Regions from separate parts of the Homo sapiens genome. Here region 2 is linked to region 1. Evidence: read pairs that join two places in POLR2A ChIA-PET (ENCODE). Cell type or tissue: GM12878. All regions are shown on one strand. Links, peaks and the distances in the headings refer to the core of each region. The heading gives the core; the rest is flanking DNA.

What was found. ChIA-PET counts read pairs that join two places held together with the same protein. Peaks named below come from ENCODE experiments on the same cell type or tissue, not always from the same donor. Only the 100,000 strongest peaks of a DNase experiment are listed, where the experiment ranks them.
Region 2: POLR2A ChIA-PET joins it to region 1 with 5 read pairs; 2 of 35 experiments call an interaction of 5 or more read pairs at or near these places.

Annotation. Positions count from the first base shown.
Region 1 is chr22:21,586,762-21,589,564 of GRCh38, forward strand. All of the region lies in intron 1 of UBE2L3 (ubiquitin conjugating enzyme E2 L3), which reads left to right. Among named protein-coding and RNA genes, the nearest start is that of UBE2L3, 20 kb to the left of the region's middle. RefSeq lists a silencer at 1,396-1,455. In GM12878, for the core only: no CTCF peak of the experiment used is centred there; a DNase peak (open chromatin) is centred at 1,360; H3K4me3 peaks cover 581 bases; H3K27ac peaks cover 845 bases.
Region 2 is chr22:21,761,991-21,764,793 of GRCh38, forward strand. It overlaps MAPK1 (mitogen-activated protein kinase 1), which reads right to left. Exons shown (of 9, transcript NM_002745.5): 9 at 1-2,250. Among named protein-coding and RNA genes, the nearest start is that of YPEL1, 28 kb to the left of the region's middle. RefSeq lists enhancers at 2,672-2,721, 2,732-2,781. In GM12878, for the core only: no CTCF peak of the experiment used is centred there; DNase peaks (open chromatin) are centred at 926 and 1,390; H3K27ac peaks cover 1,819 bases.

The DNA of each region.
Region 1 (2,803 bases), core at 208-2,707:
TTTACCATGTCGGCCAGGCTGCTCTCAAACTCCTGTCCTCAAGTGATCCACCCGCCTCAGCCTCCCAGAGTGTTGAAGCGTTGGAATTACAGGTGTGAGCCACTGTGCCCGGCCTTTTTTTTTTTTTTTTTTTTTTAAGATAGGTTCTCGCTCTGTCGCCCAGGCTGGAGTTGGAGTACAATGGTGTGATCTTGGCTCACGGCAACCTCTGTCTCACTTGTTCAAGCAATTCTCATGCCTCAGCCTCCCGAGTAGCTGGAACTACAGGCATGCACCCCTATGCCTGGCTAATTTTTGTATTTTTAGTAGAGATGGGGTTTCACCATGTCAGCCAGGCTGGTCTCAAACTCCTGGCCTCAAGTGATCCACCTGCTTTGGCCTCCCAAAATGCTGGGATTACAGGCATGAACCACCACGCCTGGCGCTGGCATAGATTCCTTTTTTTTTTGAGACGAAGTCTTGCTCTGTCACCAGGCTGGAGTGCAGTGGCGCGATCTCGGCTCACTGCAACCTCCGACTCCCTGGTTCAAGCTATTCTCCTGCCTCAGCCTCCCGAGTAGCCGGGACTACAGGCAGGCGCCACCATGTCCACCTAATTTTTGTATTTTTAGTAGAGACGGGGTTTCACCATGTGGTCTCGATCTCCTGACCTCGTGATCCACCCGCCTTGGCCTCCCAAAGTGCTGGGATTACAGGTGTGAGCCACCGCGCCTCGCCTAGATTTCTTGATTAGTGGCTCCTGAGGGGTTCTGAAACCTGGCCTTGTGTGAGGGTTACCTGGGGAGATTTTGAACAGTTTTCTAGGCCTCATTGTAGACCCCAAAAAGAAGCAAAAGAGGAACTTTGTTAACTGCTTTGCCAAGACGCAGGTGTGTACATCTGAGCTGTGTGACTGAGCACTGGCTATATACAGCAGTGTCCTGTTCTCCCATCTCCTCTCAGGACTTGAGTCCGTGGCCTTCTGCTGGGGCCCAGGGCCCATCTCTCCTGTTAGTGCTTGCAAAGCTGTTAAGTAACCATCCCTCTCTGCCATGCTTCACACTTTGCCCTGGAGTGGGCATCAAGCTCTCTGGGGTTGAGTTTGGGGCATGGGTGTTTTCCATTTTCAGGAGCTGGGTGGCACCCCTGGGCTTTTTCAGTTCCCCTCTATACACTGAAGTCTACTTGGGCTCCGAAGTGGACCTCATTCTGAGAAGCATTGCTCTCTTTCTCCTGCACCACCTGCCCTGGTTGGGAAGCCTGCTGTCCCCATCAAGAGAAGGAATGTGTGAGCTGCCTGGTGCTTTCCCTTGAACTCTCTCTTTGTCAGCACTGCACCATCAGCCCTGAGCAGCTGACTTGGGTTGCTTCTTGCTCTGAGCAGAACTGAAACAAACCTTTGTGGGAGTGTTATTTGTAAGCATCTGTCATTCTTGGCTTTGGTCTTCCTAACTCTGTTCTAGAGCTGGGCTGCTCTTGCGGTTTTTATCAGGTCCTTTCTTCTGTCATTTGTAACATCCTTTTGAATTCCACTTCTTGGAATTTACATTGGTTTCCTTCAATTCCTTCCCTAATTCTTCACTGTCAGGACCATTCTCAGTTATCGGGGCACAGTTTTGCTTGAGGGTTTACAACCATCTTGAGGGTTTGAGTCATCTGGCCTTTTGAGTCTCAGATATTCAGATGGAACTGATCTCTGAATGATTCCAATTTTTCTTCTTTCTTTTTTTTTTTTTTTTTTTTTTGAGATAGGGTCTCACTCTAGTTGCCCTGGCTGGAGTGCAGTGGTTGTAATCTTGACTCACTGCACAGCCTTGACTGCCAGGGCTCAGGTGATTCTTCCGCTTTCACCTCTCAGCCTCCCAAGTAGCTGGGACCACAGGCATGTACCACCATGCCTGGCTACTTTTTTTTATTTTTTATTTTTATTTATTTATTTTTGAGACAGAGTCTTGCTCTGTCACTCAGGCTGGAGTGCAGTGGCGCAATCTTGGCTCACTACAACCTCCGCCTCCTGGGTTCAAGCAGTTCTCTGCCTCAGCCTCCCAAGTAGCTGGGATTATAGGTGCCTGCCACCACGCCCGGCTAATTTTTTGTATTTTTAGTAGAGACGGGGTTTCACCATCTTGGCCAGGCTGGTCTTGAACTCCTGACCTCGTGATCTACCTGCCTTGGCCTCTTAAAGTGTTGGGATTACAGGCGTGAGCCACTGCACCCGGGCTGTATTTTTTTTAGTGGAGACAGTGTTTTGCCATGTTGGCCAGGCTGGTCTTGAATTCCTGGGCTCAAGCAGTCTGCCTGCCTTGGCCTCCCAAAATGCTGGGATTACAGGTGTGAACCACTGCGCCTGGCCTGAATTTATCTTCTTGAAGTTGTTTTCCTCAGTGGAGGCATGATTGGAATTTTTTTTTTTTTTTTTTTTTGAGACGGAGTCTCGCTCTGTCACCCAGGCTGGAGTGCAGTGGCGCAATCTTGGCTGACTGCAAGCTCTGCCTCCTGGGTTCACGCCTTTCTCCTGCCTCAGCCTCCCGAGTAGCTGGGACTACAGGCGCCCGCCACCATGCCCGGCTAATTTTTTTTGTATTTTTAATAGAGACGGGGTTTCACCATGTTAGCCAGGATGGTCTTGATCTCCTGACCTCGTGATCCGCCCACCTCGGCCTCCCGAAATGCTGGGATTACAGGCGTGAACCACTGCGCCCGGCATGATTGGCATTTTGGGCTAAATAGTTTCTGTCCACAGGACCGTCTTGTGCAGTGCAGGTCTTTTAGCATCCTGGCCACTCATAGTGCCCGTGGTTCTCAGTAGAAGCTGTAGAGGATG
Region 2 (2,803 bases), core at 88-2,587, 180 kb after region 1:
GAAAACTGACTAATCAGTGTTATCCGGTAACAGTCACATTTCTGTGTCCCGTCAATGCTGTGTGGACCTTCAGACGGCAGCTCTGAGCACGCAAGTGAAAAGCGCGTATTTCAGGGCAAGAATAGAGATGTGGGTCTGTTTTCCGAGGATGAGCCAGCTATCCTTCCTCAGCCACAGGAGTGGTGAGCGTGAGCACCCTGGGCTGGGTGGTGAGGACTGCGTACTGTGGGGCGGCCCTTCCCAACTCTTGGCTGTGCCCAGCAGCACCTCTGGGGCACAAGGGCAGGCCCTCTTTAGAGAGAACCAGGGAATCCAACCTGAGATGTCGGGGCTTCTTTGTTAGGGTTTGACAGAATATTTGAGACCTAAGATTGTGAATAAAGGAACATGACAGCATCGATTCTCTGCCGAGCAGAGGTAAAAAGGACCCTACAGAAGTACCTTTCTAACTCATCTTATGTAAATCCAAGTGCTGGGCCAGTGCCTGGGCGGCAAAGTGAGGCCTGTGAGCATTTCTGTGTTCAGCACAACCTGAACCTGACTGTCCATTCAGACACGCTGATCCAGAGGAAAGCAACACTGAATCTTAACATGAATGTGAAGATAGAAGATGTACATTTATTTTCATGAATTACAAATGCATTTCTGTTCATATTAGCAGGCAGTCTTTATATAACCCATTCTCCATTGCTGTCAAAAATCAAACAAGAAAAAAGGACAGCTGAGAAATGAAAAGCTAAAAATAGAATTATTTTTCCTAAATGATCTGCTGGATAGCATTTTCCGTGGAACACAACTCAGAGGTAACAATAGAGTTTTCATTTCAATCGTAGGCATGTGGCACTTGGACAGTCATCTCTGCACAGAAAGCTGTAACAGTCATGCGAGGGTACAGTAATTATTGAACAAGGCAAATTTCTCACCACAGAGAGCAGTGGGGAAGTCAAGAGGAGGCACCGCACTGGGACAGAACACCGAGTCAACTCCACAGTACACAGTGGCAGGAACAAATACTTAAAGAGATCAGTAAAATATGGATAGAGCTCCAAACACGAGTTAGTGCTAGCTTTTTCTGACAGTCTGACTCAGCAGTATCAGAAATATTTGAGTACTTGAGGACAGAACAGTGCTTCACGTCATGAGCTCCTGGAGGCTTTATTACAAATTGTTATACTGTAGGTTGAAAAATGAACTTGAGATGCTGACATGCTGTAGAAGGAAAAAGAATTGTATACTTTCTCATTTAAAGACGCAGTGTTCCTCTCTGCTAAATCCTCAGGCATGGAACGTGGTTACTGAAACACCCACATTTGAAGTAGCTCAAGGGCGTATATGCACCAGCATGTGGAGTTCCACCCTGGGACATCCCCAGAAACCGCCCACAGCTCAGCACTGCAACCTTTGTACTTCTCTCACCAAATGTCGAGTGAAGCTGCCACTTTAAATCTTTTTTTGTAAGTCTTACAAACATTAAGTACTGCACATAACGCTTCTTGACAAGTGTTACACCTCTATATGGTACAAGTGACCACAGTAACTACAGAGTGACACTGCTGGGTGCAGTACTTCCTTTTTATTTAGAAAAATGACTGCATTTTCTAAAAGCTGGGCCAATAGCACATACCTTATATATGTTAGTGACTACCATGATATGAGAAAAGACGTGGACAAGTGCTCCCCAAGGATTCCGGAGACGGAAGCACTTGCTGCAGGCTGCAACATCAGCCAAGGTATTTCCACAAGCTCCTGCTCTGGGGAAACAGTTATGGTCAAAAGGTGAAGTGCAAATAAGGGGCTGTCACTGACTTAAAGTGCCCTAGGTAGTAGCCTTCCCTATCATAAAGTGAGATGCCAGTGACTAGAGCCAATTGGGGAAGAATCTCTCTCTGGTGCGGCTGCATGGTCAGCAGGGCATCATGTAGAAAAGGATTCAGGAGAGGGAGGAACCACTGCATCTTTCAAACCAGAAAGCAATTAGTGACTAAAGCAACAGTAAGCAGTAGGTGCACTGAAGTACATACTGCCGCAGGTCACCAATGGGTGACACACACAGGGCTGCCAGGAGGAATTCTCTGGACTGAAGAAATTCTTTGAAAGCATAAAAGCCACAACTACCAGAAACCGCCCCTCCAAACGGCTCAAAGGAGTCAAAGTGGATAAGCCAAGACGGGCTGGAGACAGGACCAGGGGTCAAGAACTGGGAAGAAGAACACCGATGTCTGAGCACGTCCAGTCCTCTGAGCCCTTGTCCTATAGAAACACAAACAGACCACTGAGTTAAGAGTGAGCCATGTGAAAACAGCATCATCATCAGCATCACAAAACACAAAAGTGACAACAGTGAACCACATTAAAACAGCAGCAGCAGCAATAGCATTATGAAAACAGAAAAGGGAAAAAAGACTCCTGCAAAATGGCCATTTCTTTGGACACATTTGGGCAAGGATAACACATGGCAGTTCTGAAGGGGCCAGGGTCAGCCCTCACTCCACAGGCACCTCCTCTCAGACAGTTCTGAGGTGGTTTCCACAACACTCATAGGAAAGACGCCACTCCCCCAGCCTACGCTGACTGCAGTGTTCCTAAGATGTCCTTTATTTACCGTAAGATATCCAACACTAGTGCATGAAAATCTAGCAGAGTATCACTTACTATTTCACAGAGCACTTTCAGAGCTGTGGTTTCCATCTGCCACTCAGGAGGTGGGGCAAGAAGAATGGGCTAACTATAGCCAAACTGTGGACTTGGAGATGGGCTAAGAGGGAGAAGTGGTCTCTTTTATGTAGAGGTGAACTGCAGCCAA